Regions from separate parts of the Homo sapiens genome. Here region 2 is linked to region 1. A link is a loop called in an ENCODE intact Hi-C map of the cell type or tissue named here. Cell type or tissue: endothelial cell of umbilical vein. All regions are shown on one strand. Each heading gives the region's core, and the rest is flanking DNA. Links, peaks and the distances in the headings are about the cores only.

Region 1 (12,234 bases), core at 1-8,000:
AGCCGGGGCAACAAGAGTGAAACTCCATCTCAAAAACAAACAAACAAACAAACAAAAAAACAAATATAATCAATTGTATTAAAAGTAATTAAATATAAAAGGTAAAAATGAAAATGCAGTTCTTAAAAAAACAATTTAGAGGTTAGAACCTACTTAAAATACATGTGCAAGAAGTCCTACCTTTATTAAAAACAAATCTTAATGAAATCCATTCTCAAAACCTTTCAAGAAAGAAGAGTTAATATCATAGACTTTTTGGATTTCATTAGAAGTCAGGCCTAGGCAGATTAAATGATTACTTAAACACAAGTGCCATTGCAACAGCTGCATCCCAGAATCCAATAAATATTTGGATTTTCCTTTAAAATAATTACCAGTACTTTTGTTCAAAGACAGGCTTTGAGTAGAAAGAGTTTTGTACCTGGCACTCTCTCCCTTGCAGGAACTTCTATCAAGTTAGAAATCCATGCCAGAGTCACAGAACAGGGCCCTTATGTTGTGTGACCTTGGAAAATCCACTTAACAGGTCTCTACAATTCATTACCCCATCTATAAATTGGTGCCCTGATCAGGGAGGAGAGAGGAGGTGAAATGAGATTTGTATGAAAATCCTTTGACAATGGCTCTTACACATACACACGTTACTACACATACATGACCCTTTACTCCCATCAGGTTGTAGGAGGAGAGAGAATGTGGCAAGCTAAACTGCAATTTGTGTGTGTTGTGAGGGGAGTACTTAGGGCTATATCATTGTTCCTATTCTAGGTTGTTTCTGAAATGTAAAGCCTTGTCATAGGCTCAGATTTGGTTTTTTATTTTATTTATTATTATTATTATTATTATTTTGAGACAGGGTCTCACTCTGTTGCCCAGGCTGGAGTGCAATGGCGTAATCTCAGCTCACTGCAACTTCTGCCTCCAGGGCTCAAGTTGTCCCTCCACCTTAGCCTCCTGAGTAGCTGAGACTACAGGCATGCACCATCATACCCGGCCTTTTTTTTTTTTTTTTTTGAGACAGAGTCTCGCTCTGTCACCCAGGCTGGAGTGCAGTGGCACGATCTTGGCTCACTGCAACCTCCGCCTCCCGGGCTCAAGCAATTCTCCTGCCTCAGCCTCCCGAGTAACTGGGATTACAGGTGTGTGCCACCATGCCCAGCTAATTTTTGTATTTGTAGTAGAGATGGGGTTTCACCATATTGACCAGGCTGGTCTCTAACTCCTAACTTCAGGTGATCCGCTCACCTAGGCCTCCTAAAGTCTGGGATTACAGGCAGGAGCTGCCGTGCCAGGCCAATTTTTTTATTTTTTGTAGACATGGGGTTTCACCATACTACCCAGGCTGGTCTCCAACTCCTGAGCTCAAACGATCCACCCCTCGGCCTCCCAAAATGCTGGGATTACAGGCGTGGGCCACTGTGCCTGGCCTTAGATTTGTTTTTTTAAATAAGAGACTCCAGAGACCACTTGCATTCATGAAAGATGTATTAGGGTCAAGCATCCTCCTGCCTAGCACCTTCAAACTCATAACAAAGAAAACCACAATCCCTATTTGGTATTTCTTTCCTCCACCAGCACAGAGTGAATGCTGCCATATGTGACGGTGAAATGTCTGTAAGAAATCTTCAGGGGTATTTTAGAAAGTTAACTCTATTTTTGTAACCAGTATACAAATCAGTTATTAGCTCCTTCCAAAGCTGAAAAGGACTCTCTGATGAAAATCCCAATAGTACTGAAAGAAAAATATTAAATTTCAAGCTCATATTACCTGATATTAGATGCACTTTATGAACTATTAAGTTCATAAAAAAGGAAATTTAATCTATTCTTGTATGGTGGAGTGAAGGAGGCTGGGACCTCTAAGAACACTCAGTCCCATGCACAGACCCAGTGTCAAAGGGGTGTTAAAAAAAAAATGGCACAACCTCAGTGCAAATTAGGTATACCAAAAAATGAACAAAACTGCCACTTTTGTTTTACCATAAACAGAATCATCTACACAATATCTAATGTGCAGAAATAACTGGACAAAATGTATAAAATAAGAACAAAACTACTGAATCTTACCTTTACCATGACAGTGTTTCCAAATATTTAATTAAAATAGAATCAATTTCAATGAGGTCATATGAGCTTAAATCCATTTTACCTTAGAAATGAGTAGTAATTTGTTTAAATTAGTAAACTAAAAATATATTATACAATTTTTTTTTGCTTTTGGATCCTAATTTATTTTTGCCCTATGAATATCACTTATGTAGGCACTAATTCAATTTTTTAAAAAGTTCTGATCACAAATATTTTCTAATGCAGTTTAAGATAAATCCATGACAAAGTATCACTTGCAAATATTACCACGATACAAACATTAACTCATTTGATTCCCGCCACAACCCTAGAGGCAAGTATTATTATTTCTATAACAACCATTTTAAAGATGAAGAAACTGAGGTTTATAGATGTCAAGCAACTTGCTTAAGATCCTAGGGCTTATATGTGATAGGGCAGTGACTCAATCCAGGCTAATCTTCAGTAGGTGCTTTCAACCACATTAAAAACAAGGGTAAAAACTAATTTTTCAACTAGCTCCATGTAGCTTTAAAGAATATCAATAATCATATATTCTTGCTTGGCAGCAGTCTATTAAAAAAGTAATTTTTTCTATGTAAACATTCATATTTAACCACGCAGCCTATCAAGTAGTATTTGACTTCTTGTTTCCTGTTTTTAGATGGATATAACCAAAACAACAACAACAACAACAAAAAACTCTGGTATTGAGCCGACACCAAATACCAAAGTTTTTAAATTTAATCATCGTATAAGCCAAACTTCAGTTATCTCGCATGTAAAGAGCTATATAGAGAAATTTCTCCTATAAATGATTCAGGAGCTAAGCCTAGAAAAATGCGAATCTGCGAACTATTCTCCCTCAGTCCTCTATCCCCACCCCCAGAGTCACTAAAGAAACAGAATACACAACTTCCAGAGAGCCGAGGAGATACAGAACAATCAGGAGAACTGACACTGGACCGTTTCTCCTTATTACATCCATTTGGCTGAAAAGACTTAACTAGAAAGTTGTGTTCTACTGCCCTTTACAAATTTCAGAATTATATGTGACAGTTAAGGTAGCTGCAACACGAGCACATTGTACCAGAGAACGCTGAATCAAGAACATTTATCGCCAGGTCTTAGTTCTAGCTTCTGTCAATTATACAAAGAGTCAGCTATTAAATATTAATGGCATGCCATTTGCGCTGCAGCTCTCGCAAAGAGCCTCCTGCTACCAATTTTTGTGATGAAAGAAAACCTGTCATTTTCTAGATAAACCCCAGGCCACGAGAATCCCTCAGATGAGCGATCGAATTCTGTCCTTCCCAGGGGAAGCTGTCAGGGCCACCCCCATATACCGGGGAGGAGGAGGAGGAACCTGAGGGAGGGCGGGTCCCCGCAGGTCCTGGGTCAAGGGTCTCGTGTTCCCCTTCTCTCCCAGCCATCCGCGACAGGTCGGGAGGCGAGGCGGGGCGGGGCTGGGCCGGCTGTCCGCACAAAGAGAGCCAGCGAGCTAGCCCGCGGACCAGGTACCCCGGGCCGCTGGGGGCCGGGCGGGGCGGGGCGAGGCAGGGAACACTTACCCAGCAGTAGCACGTTCTTCCCCGCAGGGAGCTTGGAGCGCGAGCGGGTGGAGACCTCGCTGAGGATGCAGGACCTAACGGGAAGCAAGGCGTACGGTGAGGCCGGAGGCCGGAGCCGCAGCGCGGGAGGGACGGACCCGGCCTCGGCGCGCCGGGGATGGGGCTGCCGGGAACGCAGTGGCCGGGCCCGGCGCCGAGCTCCAGCGGGCACGGGATCCCGAGGCGTCCGCGCAAGGCCGGGGGAGCCAGCGGGGGCTGAGGGAGAGGTGGAGTCGTTACCAAAGGTTCTGCCCGTCCTCGTCGTCGCCTGCCGCGGCGCCACCGTTGCCCGACGCTATCTCGTTGCCCAAGGGGCCGCCAGTGTAAGTCGAGGATAATCCCGGCGGAGAAGAACCGAAGGAGCCGACTCGCCCCACGGCCGCCATCTTGGTCGGGAATCACACCACTCCCGGCAAGACTAAATGTGCGAGGCGGCTGAGGCGGTGGCGGTGGAGGCGGCGGGAACCCGGATATGGGGCGTTCAGCGCACGGGAGCGGGGCGGGGCCTGCGGGGGCGGGGCCCCGGGCCGGGCCAGGACTGATGGAGCGAGCGAGAACGGACTGCGCGTGCGTGGCTGCCTGGCCGGCGCTGAGGGGCTGAGCGTACGCGGGCGGCGGGGTGGGCCGCTATGCTGCAACTGAAGCCCAGTGATCTGACAGTATGGAAGTGCTTTCCTTCCGCTCATCCGCGGCCCTGGGCTGCGGCAGGGGGGTTGGGTGTGTCAGGTGAAAAGTGCTCCCTCCCACCCTTCAGACAGGTCCCCAAACCCTGCGGCCTGCGCGGAATTCCTGCATTGTCATTGCCGGCCCACCCACTGTTCAGGCTGAGAGCGGTCCCCCGCCCAAACCGGCGCTTCGCCGGCGCCAAGATAGAAATGGGTCGCCCGGCTGGTAAAGAGGCTGCCCTGCAACCCTGGGCTGGAGTATTGCTGTGGTCCTGGATTTCTGGACTTTATTTGCGTTCTCAAGTGGCGAAGTGTTCCTCAACCTGGACCCACATCAGAAGCAGGTTCTCCGAGCCCCTAAGCAGCGGCGTGACAAAGTAATTGTTTACCCTGGAAATAGACTGTTATTTTTTAAAAATTATTGTCAGGGCTTGCTTTAATGTTCTTAATGTTTTTGTATGAGATCCTCCATGTGAGATTTGAAAAGATCCACTATGCGGGTCATCTAACCGGTCACTAGACATTGATTCCACACTTACTACGTCGAGCACAGTTGACACTGGGAATACATGGATGGACTTATACTAGCCCTAAAATAACTCCTTTTCTATTAGAACTTTACTAGGTAAAGGTATTTGAATGTCTGAACTCCATGTTTAGAAGGAGTCATTGGTTTTAAGGCTCTGTCCTAGTACACCTGTAAGAGCATTTGCTTAAAATTGCCTGGCCTTTGTATGTTATCTCTGTCACTTCATATTTGAAAATCACTTGCTAGAATATGGCCTGATCAATGCTGTTATGCTAGTGAGAAAATCCACAACTAAAGACTATTTGCTATATATTAGCATTACGGTTAGAAGTCTGGAAGCCTTTGGAGGCTGGCAAATCTGAGTTCAGGTCTAGCTCTTCGAGTTTACTGGCTGTGTAACCTTAGGCAATTTACTTAACCTCCGTGAGTCTCAGTTTCCTTATCTGTCAAATGAGGATAAAAGAACTTAGAGTTGTTATTGAGATTAAACGGGATGATTCATGTAAAATGGCTTAGAATAACGACTGGCAAATCTTAAGCGCTTACCACATGTTAATTGTTATCAATGACTTTCTTTACCTTTCACACCATTAATATCTGACCAACCTCTAGAAGTGATGGGCCTAAAGAACTCTTGGAGCTAAAATTCTTTGTCACCTGTAATGCCAGCGCTTTGGGAGGCCAAGGCAGGCAGATTGCTTAAGCCCAGGAGTTCTTGACCAGCCTGGGCAACATGGCGAAACCCCGGCTCTACAAAAAATTAGCCAAGCGTGGTGGTGTGTGCCTATAGTCCCAGCTATTTAGGAGGCTGAGGTGGGAGGATCACCTGAGTCCAGGAGGTCGAGGCTGCAGTGAACTGTGATCATGCCACTGCAATCCAGCCTGGATGACAGAGCAAGACCCTGTCACTAAATAAATAAATAAATAAATAAAATAAAACTTTTGATTTTGTTGTTTATATACTTAAGAAAGGAACCAGAACCCTCCCCAGTAGTCCTACACTTTCTGTGGCACAAAGCAGGATGGAGACCCCCAGGAGAAGCTGAGTCTTTATGTTACTGTTCTAAAGGAGAGCTGTATACTGCTCTTGGCCCCTCTGAAAGCCATTTTACTCTGTACTTTATTCTTTCAGTCATCTTCCTCAGAGCATTTTCCCCTCAATTTTGTTGTCAGTTCCATATCATATTTGCTTAGTCTGAGAAGTGTTTACTTTTATAATAGTGTCAGGCTTCAACACCTCATGACTTCCAGATGCTCAACTACCCACCTAAATTGAGGTCAAAGTTGTATTCCTTGTGGTTTTATAATATCCCTATCCAGCATTCTTCCATTAAGGTGGCTGACAAAAGTGGTCATTTATGAATGCCTACTATGTGCCAGGCACTCTGTGTGTTGTATTTGCAATCCTCATACTTTGTAAGGGTCAGCAAAATTAAGTAACCTACCCCAGGTCACACAGATCAGAAGTTTATAGATAAGCTGAGATTTTTTACTGTCTAGTCTGTAAAATGACCTAGGCCAAACCATGTTAAAATAAATGTCCTCGTAATTTTAGATGCTATTCTGGTAAATACCTTCTGTGAAAACCTCTACATTACAAAAATAGGGAAGCTATATATTATGAGGAAGTCTATAAAAGGAAATAATTCATCAGTCCCTTGGAATTTTTGTTGCATAAATGCTGTTTTATAATTGACCTGTTTTCTATACTATGATTGCTTTTTCTTTATTGCCCAATGTTTTCTTACATCTAAAATTAATAACCATCTTGTTTTTCTTTTTTCTTTTTTTTTTTTTTTTTTTTGAGACGGAGTCTTGCTCCATCGCCTAGGCTGGAGTGCATTGGTGCGATCTCGGCTCACTGCAACCTCCGCCTTCTGGGTTCAAGCAATTCTCCTGTCTCAGCCTCCCGAGTAGCTGGGACTACAGGTGCCTGCCAACACACCTGGCTAATTTTTGTATTTTTAGTAGAAACGGCGTTTCACCTTGTTGGTCAGCCTAGTCTCAAACTCCTGACCTCAGGTGATCCACCCGCCTTGGCCTCCCAAAGTGCTGGGATTACAGGCGTGAGCCACTGCGCCCGGCCAACCATCTTCTTTTTCATTTGCTTAGATTTCCATGTCTTTAATTCAGTTTCAAATTCCCGTCCCAGCTGTGTAAAACTCCTTGTTAGGTATTTTAACAATTTTACCTTCTTAAAGACACCTTTAAGAACCTTCTAGCCTGCTCCATTCTGAGTTGGTTATTCTGAAACTGAATACACAGCTGTCATCCTGTGATCTTTCACCATTGTTCAGAAGATTCCCTTTGCCTCAATCTTGTGTCTTCTTGTTTTAGTGGAGAACTTCCCCCAATAGTTTTCTGATAAAAAGGCTCACTGGTAAGTCTTTGGACACCAGTGTATCCAGTCAAGGTCAACCAGAGGAAAAATGGCATTCTTAAGGGGGTGCTAGAGGAAAGCTTAATAAAGGGACTGTTTACAAAGGTGTGAACAGTGTGAAGAGATAGGACTAGCAACAGCAGGAAGCCTTAGGCTTGAAAGGGATAGAGGAAGGAATGTTTACTAGAATCCAGAGAGAGATGCAGCTTATAGGAAAGTGTTGCCCACCAAGATTTATAGTCTTCAGTAAAGGAACACAGTATCCATCCCTTTCTTTCTGCCCCCTGGTCTCCCACCAGTGTTGCCCTTTGACCAAACCCAACCAGGAGCCAGAGGACAAGAGACCCAAGTGAAGCAATCCATGCAGGTCTACCTCCCTGAGCACAAAGTGGGAATAGAGAAGGATCTCAAGGGGCAAACAAGATATCTAGCACACCTCCTGTGTTTGAAAATGCATTTAATCTACCCTCACTTAATAATAGTTTGGTTAAGTATAGAATTCTTGAGTTACAAGCTATCTTCCCTTAGGTTTTTAAAGCCTTGGCCCCCTTATCTGTTAGATTCTAGTGTTACCATTGAGAAATCCAAAGCCATTCTGATTTCTAAATCTTTGTTATGTGTTCTTTTTTCTCCTTATTGGAATCCTTTGCAACTTCTACAAATTCCCACTAACACATCTATCCCCCTTCCATTATTTGCACTTTCATACTCTTCCCTCCTGCTAAGTATCGAAAGAATAATCCATACTCTTATACTAAAGCATTCTCTATGCACTAGAACCCATCTCCTATCCTCAACTCAATGACATTGTTCCAACAATTATTCCCTTTCTCTATATAATCATTTTTTATTTCCACTAGATTATTGCCATTAACATACAAACATACTATTGATTCTCTAATTTTAAAAAAAAGAAAGAAACATTTCCCTGAACCCCATTCCTTCACCAGCTACTACTACATATCTTTCCTTTTATTTGAGGGTCTCCCTCTGTCTCCCAGGCTGGAGTGCAGTGGTGCAATCTCGGCTCACTGCAACCACCGCCTCCGGGATTCAAGCTATTCTCCTGCCTCAGCCTTCTGGGTAGCTGGGATTACAGGTGCACACCACCACACCTGGCTAATTTTTGTATTAGAGACAGGGTTTCACCTGTTGGCCAGGCAGGTCTTGAACTCCTGATCACAAGAGATCTGCCCTCCTCAGCCTCCCAAAGTGCTGGGATTACAAGTGTGAGCTACCACGCCGGGCCTCTTTCCTTTCTTTGCCATCAAAACTCTTTAAAAGAATTGTCTCTCTATGCTATCTTAAATTCCTCTTCCCCCTTGCCCTTATGGCTCACTTCAATCAGGCTTTTACCCCTATGACTCTACAGAAACTGCTCTTACCCTTGTCAATGACCCCCTTATTGCTTAATACAATGGTACACTCTTTATCCTTGTCTTTGTTGACCTATCAACAACACAGGATACAGTTGCTCATTCCTTCTGGATATCCTTCATGTCGCTGCCAGGTCACCATGTTCTCTTTGTGTTTTTCCTCCCTTGGTAGCTGTTCCTTCCCAGTCTCCTTTTCTTTACTCATTTTTCTGACTGCTATGTGTTCAAGGACCCCAGGACTCAGTCTTTGTTCCTCTTCTCTCTCTTGGACTCAGTCTTTGTTCCTCTTCTCTCTCTACACTCACTCCCTTGGTGATGTCATCCAGTCTAACTACTTTAAATTCCATCTATATGATAAAGACTTCTAAATTTATTGCTCCAGCCCAGAGCTCCATCTGGAACTCCAAGTTAATATAGCCAACTGCCTATTCCACATCTCCACTTCAATATCTAATAGATATCTCAAACTCAACATGCCCCAAACTGAACTTCTGTCCTATGGGAACAAAGTATCTTCTACCTATGGCTTTCCCCATTGGGTAGCAACTCCTTGTTTCTTTGTTGCTTAGGCCCAAAACCTGAGTCATGCTTGACTTCTCTATTTGTCTCACACCACACATTGAATCCATGAGGAATCCTGTTGTCTCTACCTTCAAAATATACCCACAATCCAACTTCTTACCGCACTTCCCCTGATACCCTTTGACCTGAGCTATCATTTCTTGCCTAAATTCTGTAAAAGGCTCTTCAACATAACATCTAGAGTGATCCTTTAAGAATGTAAGTGAGACCACGTCACTTCTATGCTCAAAACCCAACAGTGGCTCCTCATTTCAGTCGGAGGAAAAGACAAAGATGTTACAATGACCCATAACGCCATGCAGGATCTGGCCCCACCGCCTCTCTGACTTTATCCGTTCCACTCTTCCCTTCAATTTCCCCCTTTCAGCCACATCAGCCCCACTGCTGTTTCTTGAATCTGTTGTGTGTCTCTTTGCTTTGAGGCCTTCGTTCTAGCTGTTCCTTCTGTTTTGAAGGAGGTGAGGAGCTGTCCATCCCAGTATCTTCCCCCAGGTAGCCAGTTGGCCAACTCCCTCTTCTCCTGCAGTGAGTGTGCTCCATTCTCAACTTCTCAGTGAGGTCTATCCTGACCTCTCCATTTAACATTGCACTCTGGCCCTTCACCTCTGAAATTCCAGATTCTCCTTACCTTGCTGTCCTTTTTGTTCTCCATAGCACTTATTATCGTCTAACATGGTATAGGATTTACTTGTTTAGTAGAACTCAAGCTCTGTGAGGGCAAGGATCTTTATCTTCTTCAGTAATGTATCCCAAGCACTTAGTACCTGGAACATAGCAGGCCTTCTGTAAAGATTTGCTGAAGATATGAATAAATGAATGAACCTACTTGTTACCAGTGTTCCAAAATTTTAGAATGGGGGGTGTGTGTGTGGGCACGTGTGCACATGCTTGTGTGTGTGTGTTTAAGAGAAGAAGATAAAAATTCTTCATTCTAACACCTGAAAGCAGGAGCTCTCTTTTATGATATTTTAACCATTAAATTAATTTATTTAGAGACAGGGTCTTTCTCTGTTGCTCAGGCTGGAGTGCTGTGGGACAATCATGGCTCACTGTAATTTTGAGCCCTGGGGCTTAAGTGAACCTCCTGCCTCAGCCTCCTGAGTAGCTAGGACTATACCTGTGTGCCACCATGTTCCAGCTCATTTTTTTTTTAGACAAGGTCACACTATCATCCAGGCTGGAATGCAGTGACCTGATCTCAGCTTACCGCAACCTCGACCTCCTGGACTCAAGTGATCCTCCCACCTCAGCCTCCTGAGTAACTGGGACTACAGGTGCAAGCCACCACGCCCAGCTAATTTTCAAAGTTTTTATAGAGACAGGGTTTTGCTTTGTTACCCAGGCTGATTTTTGTTTGTTTGTTTTGTTTTGTTTTGTTTTGTTTTGGTAGAGAGAAGTTCTCACTATGTTACCCAGGCTTGTCTCAAACTCCTGGACTCAAGCCATCTTCCTGTCTTAGCCTCTCAAAGCACTGGGATTACAAACATGAGCCATCACACCCAGCCTTAACCATTTTAAAAATATAAATCACTTAAAAGTATATTACACACCCCACTCCTTTCCTATTTTAACAAGTTATATAAATATAGATTTATGTTTTCCTGAAGGCCCTTGGCTTCCTTAGGCTCATCAATAATACTACCGTGTTAAATCTGGGAAGTGCTTAGGTCCTACTGGGATTCCCCGGGTGTATCCCAGATGGCTCTGCCTTTTAGTTTGGTTTCTAATTCAGCTGAGACTCAGGGCTTGTAAGTGGGAAATGGAACACTAGCCAAAAGTGAGACAGCTCCTCCTCTCTCCAGCTTCCTGTCTCCCAAGAGCTACACGTCTCTCCTCTCTGCTTGCTTCTCTTCTCTCCTCTCTCTCTGTCGACCAGCGTCCTCTGCAAACTCATCAGCTTTCTCAAGGTCACATTGGGTATTTCTCTATCTCAAGAAAAGTGATCACTGGACAGACACAAGAGCTCTGCAGAAAACTAGTTTGACTGGGAGGGGAACTTTCCGTAGGTCTGGAGGTGGGTACTGCAGAACCACTTCCTCTTTCTTTTGGGGATGCCTCCTTCTCTGTTTGGGAACCAAAACAAGGCAGCTACCACTTGGGCTGCTTCCTATTATATCAGTTCCACAGGCTGCCACAAGCAGATTTTCAAATAAAACCTGCTTCACCCATGGTGCCAAATGCTGGCAGTCACAGTTGATATAAATGCTGGCTGAAAAGCCAAAATCAAAAGAAAAAGGAAGTAAGCAAGATGAGTGGACCCTTAAAGTTTCACTCTGAGCAATTCAAATGATAGCGTTGAAAAGGACTTCAGAGTTTAAATAGTCCCATCCTCTACACAATATGTGAATCTTTTTTTTTGGTAACATTCCTGACATTTGAGACAAACTGATAATGCTAGAATTTGCAGAGTCCTTGCTAGCCGTCTCTCCCAGCAGACCCAACCAGGGATCCCATTAAAGACGAGCAAACACCCACGGTTGCTTATATTTGCTTTCCTTTGAGTCATGTTTTTCTCATTCTAAGTACCTCCTTAGAATGAATGAAATGATGGGTATCTAATTCATTTTGCAGTCACCAGCCCCTCTAATTACAGACCTATCCTTCCTCTTGCTTCTCACCTAGGGATTTTTATCAAGTGGACCCTCACAGAACATCATATCTTAGTGAGAGGTGACAGCGTGCTGGCAGCTCTCGCTCGCTCTCGGCACCTCCTCTGCCTGGACTCCCACTTTGGTGGCACTTGAGGAGCCCTTCAGCCCACCGCTGCACTGTAGGAGCCCCCTTCTGGGCTGGCCAAGGCCGGAGCTGGCTCCCTCAGCTTGCAGGGAGGTATGGAGGGAGAGGCGCGAGCGGGAACCGGGGCTGCGCGCAGCGCTTGCAGGCCAGCTGGAGTTCCGGGTGGGCGTGGGCTTGGCGGGCCCCGCACTCGGAGCAGCCGGCCGGCCCTGCTGGCCGGGCAATGAGGGGCTTAGCACCTGGGCCAGCGGCTGCGGAGGGTGTGCTGGGTCCCCCAGCAGTGCCGGCC
Region 2 (12,234 bases), core at 1,399-9,398, 390 kb before region 1:
TTTTAATCCCTTGGTCACTACAGCATCACAGTGTCTGTTTTGCCATCACTTTTTTGGACACAGGAGGCTATATATGAGTGTGGGCGTGCCTATGGGTATGTCTGTCTGACTCTTCCCTACCCAGGATAACTCTGGCTAAATCCAAATTTGTATATCCAATAGTCCTTCTTTCTCCCTCTCACTCTATTTTTTTTTTTTTTTTTGAGACAGAGTCTTACTCTGTCACCCAGGCTGGAGTGCAATGGCATAGTCTAGGCTCACTGCAACCTCCGCCTCCCAGGTTCAAGTGATTCTCCTACCTCAGCCTCCAGAGTAGCTGGGATTACAGGTGCATGCCACCACACCCGGCTAATTTTTGTATTTTTAGTAGAGACGGGGTTTCACCATGTTGGCCAGGCTGGTCTCAAACCCCTGATCTCGTGATCCATCCGCCTCGGCCTCCCAAAGTGCTGGGATTATAGGCATGAGCCACCATGCTCAGCCTCATCCTTCTTTCTCTAGGACTAATGCCAGCAAGTTCCAGGACTTATAACATGTGCTTAACATCAGAGAAGTCTTCACCAGGTGGTGATGTCCTTAAGATGTCTTCCTCATTTCAAAAGCTTTAAGTTAGAAATGTCACTAGATCTTAGATAAGGCCATATGCTACTTGTAACCTCCTGAAACCTGTCTGTCTGAAACCTGAAGGAGTGGTTCTTCAGCTCCCCCTCAAAGACTTAGGAATTAAACTTGTCTGAATTGTACACATTGTGAGTGAAATAGTGCCACTGGAAAGTACTTTACTGTTGAACTCAATGCACCCTGTTATTTGTCAAATTGGTGTTATTTGACTCGTTACAAATGGAAATGCTTTTATGCTATGATGGAAGTGTTATTTGCATTTTTGTTACTAGTCTTATTTTTAAATAATTTTTCAATAGGTAACACAGTCATTTGGTTCAAAAATAAAGCCTGCTTCCCAAGTAGTTATTAGTTTTTAACAATCTCTTCTAGAATTTCATTTCACACACATAAGCAAAATATATATATTCTCATTCCCTTCCCCATTTCTCTACATAAAATTGAGCTTACTTGATGCATTGTTACACATCTTGCTTTTTTTACTTAACATGACATCTTGACAATCTTTTATATCAGTTATTTTTAATAACTGCATGTTTAACTTTTTACTTTGAAATAATTACGGATTCATAGTAAATTGCAAAGGTACCCTTCACCCAATTTTCCCTAATATATCAACACCTAGTTTTTAAAATTGTAAGTTAAAATAACAGTAGCGAAACACTTTCAGCACTGCTCTTTTTCTTTCTTTTTAGTCAGGGTTTCCCTCTGTTGCCCAGGCTGGACTGCAGTGGCTCGATCCTAGCCCACTGCAGCCTCCAACTCCTGGGCTGAAGCATTCCTCCTGCCTCAGCTTCTTCCAATAGCTGGGACTTCAGGCATGAGCCACCACACCCAGCTAATTTCTGAATATTTTGTGAAACCAGGGTCTCACCATGTTACCAAGGCTGATCTTGAACTCCTGGCCTCAAGTGATTCTCCTGCCTTGGCCCCCCAAAGTGCTGGGATTATCGGTATAAGCCACCATGCCTGGCCCACTTTTAGCACTGTTCTAAGTGCTTTGCATAGATGAACATTAATAAAAATGTATCACCCCCATATACAGATGGGGAAACTAAGGCACAAAGAGGATAAAGAACGTGTCCAAATAACAGAGATAGTAATTAATGAGGCCACGTTTTGGACCTGGGGAGTTTGGCTTAAAAGTCTGTGTTCTTAACTCTTAGATAAGACTACATTAACTCCTTTGAGTAATGGGTGTTCATAGTTAAGCAAAAGCAAACAATGATGTGAAGGGTTGAAAGTGTAATCATTCAATTCTTTTGCAGACTTTCATAAATGTACTGTGTTCATGCATGCGATATATTTTAAGACAATACTGTTTTAAAACTTTTTTAATAGTTTTAATATTGAACTTTCTGTATCAATATAATCTCCTACATCATTCTACATATCTGCATCATTTTCTATGACTCTTCCTTAGTTTATTACAGATAAATGTTTGTTTTCTTTTTATTATAATAACTGGTGCAGAAAACATTCTTGCACATGGATTTCTGCTCATTTATATGAGTGAATCTACATCATAAAATCCTGGAAGCGGAATTGCTGGCTCAAAGGTATGTGTGTTCTATACTTTAATGGAAACCGCCAAATCCCCCTTCACAAAGATGGCTGCAATTTATGCTTCTGACCTCACTTTCTGTTCCTAATTACCTCTACAGCCTCTATTAGGGAATTCTTTATAATAACCAGAGACCTAAATTGAACCAAATAAGTCCCAGAAATGTGAGCCTTTGTACTTAATAATTTATGTCTCTCCTGTCAGTTTCACTGTAAAAAATAAAATTTTTTGTTATTCAAAACTACAATTGTGTTAAAGCAGCCATCTTACTATATAGTTGTAATAGTTGGTACTGAAAGTTTTTTTTTTTTTTTTTTTGAGACAGGGTCTTGCTCTGTCACTCAGGCTGGAGTGCAATGGCACAATCTTGGCTCACTGCAACCTCCACTTCCCAGGTTCAAGCAATTCTGCCTCAGCCTCCCAAGTAGCTAGGATTACAGGCACCCGCCATCACGCCCAGCTAGTTTTTTGTATTTTTAGTAGAGACGGGGTTTCACCATGTTGGTCAGGCTGGTCTTGAACTCCTGACCTCAGGTGATCTACTCACCTCGGCCTCCCAAAGTGCGGGGATCACAGGTGTAAGCCACCGCACCTGGCCTTGAAAGTTTTTATAGTCACAGAAATGTTCATGTAAATGAGATGTTTATAACGAATGTTAAAACAAGAAACATTTTTTTAATCACAAATTCACTATTTATTCAAAACCTCTTCAAGCTGTTGTCAAAACAAGCTGAAATGGGGGTAAGATGCTTTTCTGGGAGAGTTCCAGGTTCTAATTAACTATGACCCTTGCCCACTAGAGGTCGCTCTTCGTGAATAACTTCCCTAGGCAGTTGGCATGCTGTGAAAGACATCACTATTCCTATGGCATTTTGGTCAAGTTTTTAGAAGAACACGTATTTCTTATGAACTAAACTAAATTTGTACTAGAAAGCGCCCAGTGTCTACGTTTCACTTTGACTTTTAAACTCAAAACAGACCACAATTTCTTCTTGTTATTCCAATAAAACTTTATTTACAAATATAGACAGTGGGTCAGATTTGGCTTGAAGTCTGTCAATCCCTAGGTTAGCAGGCAAATTTTTTAAACAGGAAAAATAGAGTTGATGCGGCCTTTCTCTGCAAGGGGACAAAGCCTGGGAAATAGAGGTCTGGAGCAAAATGTGAGTCCCCAGAATACAAAGGATACAAATGAAGAGATGCATAGGGTCAGGTATGGGGCCAGGGGCATGGAGCTTCTACGCCCTCCCTGGGCACGCCAGCCTCCGGGGACCTCCATGTGTTCAGCTATCCGGAAACTCCCAGACCACACATTTTGACATACAGCAGCTTTACTTTCACTGCTGGCCTGTGTCCACCTAGATGTCTGGGGGACTTTTGTTGCTTCTTGATCTCTTTCTCTTCCTTGATGTCGGAGACCCACTTATGAACATCTTTACTAAATTTCTGTTTTCTTCTGTCTCTCATTCTGACACTGACATTCTGACAAAAGCAAAAACACTTGCTTCCTGCTTTCTGCTTTTAGGAAAGATTCCAGGAACACACCTGGGAAATACTTTTAAAGGAGGCAGTTTCAGCAAGGAGAGTGGTAGGAAAGATAAAACCTCTTTGCATCCTAATCTTTCTGGTTTGCTTGTCTGTTATCTTTGGAGACAGCATAATTTTCACTAGGATGCTGTGTAATCATGAAGCTAATGAAATGTAAGCTTCAAGACCCTCACTTGTGTAAATCCTTTCTAAGGCCCTGTACCAAACTTTGTTTTCATAGATTTTTATTTTTCTTAAAGTCATAACCCCCTAAAACTAGTCCATCTCTAGTTTCAGAACTTTGGAGTCAGGTGGGGGTTCAAATTTTAGACCTGTGTGAACTTGGGGAGCTAACTTCCCCCTAGGCCTTAATTTTCTTTTCTGTAAATAGTATCTTTTATCTTGGGTTTCTTGAGAAGTCAGAAAACATGTCATTTGCTTTTCCCAATTCCCTGAACATATTAGGGGACTTCATGATGGAAAGAACCCAGAGAGAAAATGACAAATCCATATTTGGATGGAATTGCTTGGGACCTTTGTGGGGAGATGTGCAGGAAGCAAGAGGACACTCTGGACAACAGATCAAAAGGGGATGAGGAGCAGAGATGTTGGGTGAGGCCAGTGTCCAGGCAGTTACTGAAGCCAGAGTTGGGTGAAGGAAGTATCTGTGTGGCAGGAAGGAAGAAGCGGGAGTCTAAGCCCAGCACAGTGTCCAGGGTGAGGCCTGAACTTCAGAAGTTCACATTTCATTTCTTGCGGGTAATTTATGAATCTTGCATCCCATTGCTCAGGACTTACTCATTCAGGACTCTGTTCTCATTGATCCTGCCGTCCTAAGTGTGACAACCGTTTGAAATTAATTATTGCAATACCCAGGATAATCACTTGAGGGCAGCACTGCGCAAGGGTTATTCAACCAACAACGTTCATTTAACAGATACTTATTGAGGACATGTCGTGTGCTAAGCAAAGTTGTAACTAGGGTCAAGGAAAGCTTTCCTGAGGAAGTGACCCTCGACCCATGTAGCAGGATGGGGTGGAATTAAATAGGGAAGGAAGAGGTGTTCCAGGTAAAGGTAGCAGCATGTGCTAAGGCTCTGTGATGGCAGAAAGCCTGGGAGTGGGGGAAGAAGGGACAGTGCCGTGGTAGCTGGAAAAGTGAGTGGGATGTGGATGCAGATCGGGATTACAGCTCAGTTTCTGGAGCCTATTAACATTTTCTGAGCGGTTACTATGTGTCGGGCCCTTTCCTATAACTTATTTCAGGGAAGGTGGTAATAGTCCCATTTTACAAAGGCACAGAGGTATGGCTACCACCAGTCTTTCTTCAAGGCACCTCTCCTTCCCAGAGCATCCTTGTCTCCACTGGACACTTAGTCCTACCTTTCCTTCAACACATGGGTCAATTGTGGCTTCAAGTTGAATATCTTACTGATCATTTTGTGCATACAACGTGTTCTGGTGACTGGGCAGTTCTCCCTAAGCCAGAGGTTCTACTGATACTGTGTGTCCTCAGTATCTAGCCCACAGATGACCACTAGGGGATGCTCTGTTCCAGTTGGTTCCTGTCTGGAAATAGGCACATGACATGGCGATTTGGCAGAACAAATGACATAGTGATGTAGTAGATCTTGGCTCCACTTCATCCCTCCCTGAATCCATGCATTTTGCCACAAGACTTTACAGGCTTTACAGACACGGTATATCTCCCAGGCCCTCAAATCTGGCTTTGCTCTTGTGACTTGCTTTGCCAATGCAGTGTGGCAGGAGTGATGGTGTGCCAGATGCAAGCAATATATATATTTATCAACTCGACTTTCTCCTATACTTTTGCTCTATTTAGTCTCATTTTGAAGGAGATAAAATATGAATTCTATTTTAAATATTTTTATTGCATACAATAGCTCAAATTCATTTCTTTTTATCTGCTGTCTTACTTTCCATTATATGAATAAATCCCATTCTAGTTATTCATTTCCCTATTGATGGGATTTAGGTTGTTTGAAGGTTCTCTTTTTTTTTTTACTAATAAAGAAACAAAATGGGAAATATTTCTGTGCATGCCTCTTGTGTACCTAAGTGAGACTTTCTCATGGGTATATACTAGGAAGCCATGGGATACTCACATCTTCAAATTTACTAAAATATTACTAAATTGCTTTTCAAAGAACTTGGACCAATCTATTCTCCCACCATTATTAGTATAGAAGAATTCTCATTTCTCCACATTTGGCATCACCTGGTGTTGCCATACTAATTTGTGTAGGTTTTTGCCAATCTGATAGGTCTGAAATGGTATCTGGTTGATATTTTAATGTTCATTTCCCTGATTTCCAAAGATGTTGAGCTTCTTTCCTTGTGTTCGTTGGCCTTCCAATTTCCTTTTGTGAGTTGACTGTGCATTTCCTCTGTTTTCCTTTTCTTTTCTTCTTCCTTTTTTTTTTTTTTTTGAGTTGACTTGCTCCTGAAAGTCTGTCCTTACATAATCTTAATATTTTATATTATATATAATGTATGCTTGTATATTATATAAAGATAATATATTAAAGACTATAATATAGTATATGCAATACATTTAAAATATATATCCTTTGTATATTTGGTTGCTTATATGCACTGCAAAGATCTTCCAGTATTTTATAACAGTTTTATTGAGATGTAGTTCATATATCATACAATTCAACCATTGAAAGTGTACGATGGGTTTTTGTTACAATTTTAGAACATTTTCACCAACTTGAAAAAAAAAAACCTTCACCTTTTGGCTATCATTTCCCTATTCCCCCATCCCCAACCCTAAGCAACCACCAACCTACCTTCTGTCTCTATCAATTTGCCTATTCTGGACATATAAATGGAATCATATAATATGTGGTCTATTGTGACTGGCTTCTTTCATTTAGCCTAATTTTTCAAGGTTTATCCATGTTGTAGTATGTATCAGAACTCCATTCCTTTTTATGACCAAATAATATTCCATCGTAGGGATATGCTACATTGTTTTCCCATTCATCAGTTGAAGTAATGTTTACTGAAAAATGTAACTGAAATTCAAAACTGTTTTTAATAGCATCTGATTTCTACTCATCTGATCTGATTGCTTACCCCTGACCTCTCCTCACACATAAATAAAGTTGGTTTTGTTTGTTTTGTTTTGTTTTTACCATGATGATCAAAAAGTTTCTGACTGGCTTTGAACTGTACTTCATTGGTGAAAATCCTCCATTCCAATCCCTATAATTAAAGAGGTAGGCCTGGGGACCCTTGTTATCCTGTGTGGCCTGGGATCAAGAGCATCAGCATCACCTGAAGCTCGTTAGAAACTCACTCTCGTCTCGCAGACCTGTCTGGATTAGACTCTGAACTTGAAGGAGATCCCCAGGTGAGTCCTGTGCCCATTTGCTTTGACAAGCTCCGCCCTGGACCACTCTTTCTCACCCGGGTGAGTGTTGAAATCACCTGGAAGCCTTTGGGAACAATGCCAAGGACCTGCCCGCCTTTCCGAGATTCTGATTTCACTGCTCTAGAGTGGGTCCCAGACTTAGAGTGTCTCCAGAGCTCCCACGGGATCCCACTGAACAGCCAGACCTGATGCAGAGATCTTTGAGGAGCAATCCCAACTTTTTTCTGTAAACCACTTTCATTTAGGGATGTTTAGTCTACATGATTTAAGCCACCAAATTTGCAATTCTGTTAAGCAAAACTGACTGGTTCTCGGTGAAGGAGCTGCAGGCCCCTTTTTAAAGGGACTGGAGTATGACGGCCAGTACACCTTATGAGTGGGTGTCAAGGCTCTGTTGACAAAGATGGTTTGTGTTTCTAAGAAAACACAGCTGAAGCCCTGTGAAGGGTAGGTTGCCAAGGATGTGCTAGTTTTTCTTGGTTCATTTTCAGTTCTCCGTTTACAAATTTGCTCTGCAAATTTGGAATGGCTACTACTTTAAGCAGCGTTTACCCAAAAGTGACTTCTTCCTTACTCCTGCCAACAGAGTAAATACAATAAGAATGGACATCTTGGGTAGACATCAGGATGTCTCTTTTTAAATAAACCCCATCCTGATCTTATCTTTGCTAAGGAAGCTGTGGCAGCAACAAGCTGTCAAATCAATTTCTCTCCCTTCTCATCCCTCCGACGATTTCCTTGAACGCATGTGTTTCTGTTCCCTGTCACTGGGCTCACACAGCAGTCACCACAGTAACCTTCTCATGGGTGGGGGTGAGGAGTTCAGCATCCACCCTTTGTATCCACAAAAGGCTTTGCCACCTTACTGGGGGGGGTTGCCTATGTTTCCTTGTCATTTACAACCCTGCCCCATTTCTGTTCCAGATAGTGGCACAGTAATGCCCCAGATTGAGGTCACTTCTCTTGGAGTTAAAGGAAACAGGAGAGGGATGCGTGGTGTTTGCACCGTGCATCCTGCCATTATCCAACTCACAGGTATGTGTGTGCATCCTCTGGACTTTCTGGCTATGGTCTTTTCAGCCACCTCAGAGATTGTGTCACCTTGACTTACCGAAAGGAGTGACCACCTGAGAATCAAAGGCCCCGGGGTTCCTGAAATCCACACCAGGAAGGGCACATACAGGTGTCAAATCGCTTCTTGGGGTCTCTCCACAAGCACCTAAATGACTACGCTGTTAACTTGATCTATTTCTCTCATACTGGGCCAGAGAACCCTGCTTTATTTTCCAGATACCTAGTGCTAATTCTCCTGTGTTTGTGACACTTTCCTAATTCCAAATCTGGGATATTTTTCTACTACTTGAGGCAGATTCCTTAGAGGCTTTTAATCTGATAAAGAGTTCTCAAACCTGGGCAATCCAGGGTGTGAGTCTTAGTTTGAGAGAGGACAGACCTCCTTTAACCCAGCAAGTCAGAGATCTTTCGTGGGTGGTGAGTTCTGTGCCCACAGAAGCCAGCATGGCTTGCTTAGCATTACAGTACCCCGGGCCTGCCATGGACAATTACTTCTGGTTTTGATCTTCACTAAAGACTTTTGCTTCATTTTCTGGTACACTGCCTTTCTGATCACATTACAGGTCTGCACCTGCGCGTCTGTGCGCATGTGCGTGTCCTTTGTAAATAACTGCCTGTTCTTTTCTTTCAGCTAGTCCTTGCCTACTCCCCTGCCCTGCCTTTTTTATTTTTTAAACTGGTTTCATTCTTTTAAATCAGATCTCCAATAAATAATCGAGTAACCTGGCCTGAGGTCCCTGCCTCCTGGAGGTGGGAGTATGCACACAATGCTTATTGGCAATTTCCACAGAAGGGCATTGAGCCGCTTGCAATGTGATTTATTTTTCCTCCAGAACAACTGATCGCAACTTCTGAGACATCTCTGATGTCCTTTGCAAACTCCAGCGTGCATGTTCCTGCATGTGCTCTATTGACAAGGATTTGATGTGAACATCATTTCTTTCAACTTTAGTACATGTATCTGCAGAAGAATCTGTGTTCCTGTTGATTCACAGCGCTGACTTCTTCATTGGTTTCTATGACAGCTTTCTGAAACAACAGGCTGGGGTGTGTGTGTATACGTGTGTATGTGTGTGTGTAGAGTAGGAGAGAGAGAACGAGGGGGGAGAGAGAGAAAGAGAGAAACAGGACACCATGGATTGATTTCATTTGATCATTATGCCTAGGTGTCCAAGTCTGTCTGTCACTCTGCTGCATTCCTGTACTATCATGCCTGTCTTCCACTCCCTTTTCTTTTTTTTTTTTCTTTCTTTCTTTCTTTTTTTTTTTTTTTTTTTTTTTTTTGAGACTGAGTCTCACTCTGTCACCCAGGCTGGAGTGCAATGGCGCAATCTCGGCTCATTGCAACCTCTGCCTCCCAGGTTCAAGCTATTCTCGTGCCTCAGCATCCCAAGTAGCTGGGATTACAGGCCTGTGCCACCATGCCCAGCTAACTTTTTGTGTGTTTTTAGTAGAGACGAGGTTTCATCATGTCGGCCAGGCTGGTCTGGAACTCCTGACCTCGGGTGATCTACTGGCCTCAGCCTCCCAAATTGCTGGGATTACAGGTGTGAGCCGCTGTGCCCAACCTCTCCCTTTTCTTTCTCTGCCCCGTCTTGTTTATTTTCTTCATTCCTAACCATCACATCCAGTTTCATCCACTTTAACACAGAACATTATATGTGATTCTAAATTAATTAAACTTAAGAAGTTTTACTGTTCTCTGTTATTAAATGTCAGCAGAATAGAATGATTTCTTTTTCTTCTTAAAGAAAGGAAAAGGGTAGTAATTAAAATGCTTTATTTTTCCTCTTGATTTTTTGGATGCCATATATATGGTTTCAATGTCAAAATTTCAATCACCCTGTATGATCTCATCTTTTTTTTCATTTTGTATTAAACCAAGAGCATTTTCCCATAGTATTAAATATCCTTAGGGAATATATTTAACCATGTATAAGTTGATGGCATTTTTAGAGTTTTATTTTAATTTGGGGATACACAACCTAATTATATCCATTGGTCTATTGCTAGTGGTAGAATTACAGGATTTGAAGGGTAGATTTTGAAAGCTTTCAATAAATATGACTCAACTGCCTACCAGCCACGTATGAGTGCCCAGGTTAGTGCCCATCCATCTGGCATTGAGCAATATCTTGGAAAAATACAACTTTGCTCATTTAATAGGTGAAAATGGCATCTTCATATTTTCAATTTGCATTTAAGTATCACTAAGTTGAAGATTTGGAGATAATAGAATTTAGAAAAGGAAAAAGTTTACTTGCAAGAAATACAGGGACCTCAGAAGGAACTGCTCATCAGATAAAAAACACAACAGGTCATTAACAGCAAACACTGCAAACTTACCAAGGTTACTGAATTTGTAGTTGGTGTGTTCATGACAGAAAACCGGCAATTTTCTTACGGGGTTATCATTTCTACAAAGGCTGGGGTAGTCTTCAGACAGCAGTTTTGCAAAAGTCTGGGATAAAGTTGTTTGCATTAAGTAGTCAGCAACTTACAGGAAATGCTCAAGAGTTCATTTATTTGGGGGGCTAGAATTAGAGAGGGTTCAAAATGTTTGTTTTCCTCTAACCATGGGACTTAACGGAGGCAAGAGATCAGTTTTGCTTCCACGAGACTTTTCAGGTGTAGACAGGATTGTGTATTTCTGCTTGTATAACTGTATGTGTCTTTTGCCCTATTTAACTTTACTGGGTCGTACCTTTTGCTTATTGATTTTTATTTCCTATATATTAAAAAGCTATTACGATAAAATGTAAAAAAAATACTTTCAATGTCGTTTGCCTTTTGGTTTATGATATTTTTATCATAACTAACACCTTTATCTTTATGTAGTCAAATTGTTCAATTAGTTTCCTTATAATTTCTGCTTTGGCACCACACTTAGAAAGTCCTTTTCAGCCGGGCATGGTGGCTCATGCCTGTAATCCCAGCACTTTGGGAAGTCAAGGTGGGCGAATCACTTGAGGTCAGGAGTTCGAGACCACCTGGCCAACGTGGTGAAACCCCATCACTACTAAAATTACAAAAATTAGCTGGGCGTGGTGATGCACATCTGTAATCCCAGCTACTCAGAAGGCTGAGGCAGGAGAATCCCTTGAACCTGGGAGGCGGAGGCTGCAGTGAGCCGAGATTGCACCACTGCACTCCAGCCTGGGCAACAGAGCGAGACTTCATAAAAAAAAGAAAAAAAAAAAGGAAAGAAAGACAAAAGAAAGTCTTTTTCAGCTCTTTTTATATTGTTTATAGGCAGCCCACAGAATGGGAGAACATATTTGCAAATCATATAACTCATAAAGGATTGATATCCAGAATATACAAAGAATTCCTACAACTCAACAACAACAAAAACACTCAATTAAAAAACTGACAAAGGGCTTAAATAGGCATTCCTCCAAAGATATACAATGGCAATAAGCACATGAAAGGATGCCCAACATCACTAATCACTAGAGAAATGCAAACCAAAACCACAATGAGATACCACCTCACTCATTAGGAACGTTATTTTTTTCACAATATGTAGTTAATAACAAGAGTTAGTAAGGATGTGGGAAAATTGGAACTGCTTTGCATTGTTGGTGGGAACATAAAATGGTGCAGCCGCTATGGAAAATAGTATAGTGGTTCGTCAAAAACTTAAAAATAGAATTAGCATATGATCTAGTAGTTCCACTTCTGGGTATATACCCACAAGAATTGAAAGCAAGGATTCAGATATTTGTACGCTGACATTCAGAGCAATATTAATCACAATAGCCAAAAAGTAGCAGAAATCCAAGTGTCCGCTGAGATGAATGGAGAAACAAAATATGGTCTACACATACAACAATGGACTATTCGTTTTTTTTTTTTTTTTTTTTTTGAGACGGAGTCTCGTTGTATTGCCCAGGCTGGAGTGCAATGGTGCAATCTCGGTTCACTGCAACCTCCGCCTCCTGGGTTCAAGCGATTCTCCTGCCTCAGCCTCCCGAGTAGCTGGGATTACAGGCATGTGCCACCGTGCCTGGCTAATTTTTTAATAGAGATGGGATTTCGCCAT

Evidence for each region. Peaks named below come from ENCODE experiments on the same cell type or tissue, not always from the same donor. Only the 100,000 strongest peaks of a DNase experiment are listed, where the experiment ranks them.
Region 2: it touches region 1 in a loop (13-fold over the local background); 3 of 110 quality-filtered maps call a loop at or near these places.

What each region holds. Positions count from the first base shown.
Region 1 is chr3:32,566,708-32,578,941 of GRCh38, forward strand. It overlaps DYNC1LI1 (dynein cytoplasmic 1 light intermediate chain 1), which reads right to left and starts at 4,151. Exons shown (of 13, transcript NM_016141.4): 1 at 3,918-4,151; 2 at 3,639-3,712. The coding sequence starts at 4,063. It overlaps LOC124906226 (a long non-coding RNA gene), which reads left to right and starts at 12,001. Exons shown (of 2, transcript XR_007095860.1): 1 at 12,001-12,038. RefSeq lists an enhancer at 3,359-4,144 and silencers at 3,419-3,908, 4,089-4,348. In endothelial cell of umbilical vein, for the core only: no CTCF peak of the experiment used is centred there; DNase peaks (open chromatin) are centred at 3,134 and 4,194; H3K4me3 peaks cover 2,395 bases; H3K27ac peaks cover 1,595 bases.
Region 2 is chr3:32,172,823-32,185,056 of GRCh38, forward strand. No RefSeq gene overlaps it. Among named protein-coding and RNA genes, the nearest start is that of CMTM8, 60 kb to the right of the region's middle. RefSeq lists enhancers at 4,966-5,135, 5,441-5,610 and a cis regulatory region at 5,051. In endothelial cell of umbilical vein, for the core only: CTCF peaks have their summits at 2,970 (motif pointing right), 4,603 (motif pointing right) and 5,246 (motif pointing right); DNase peaks (open chromatin) are centred at 3,009, 4,629 and 5,249.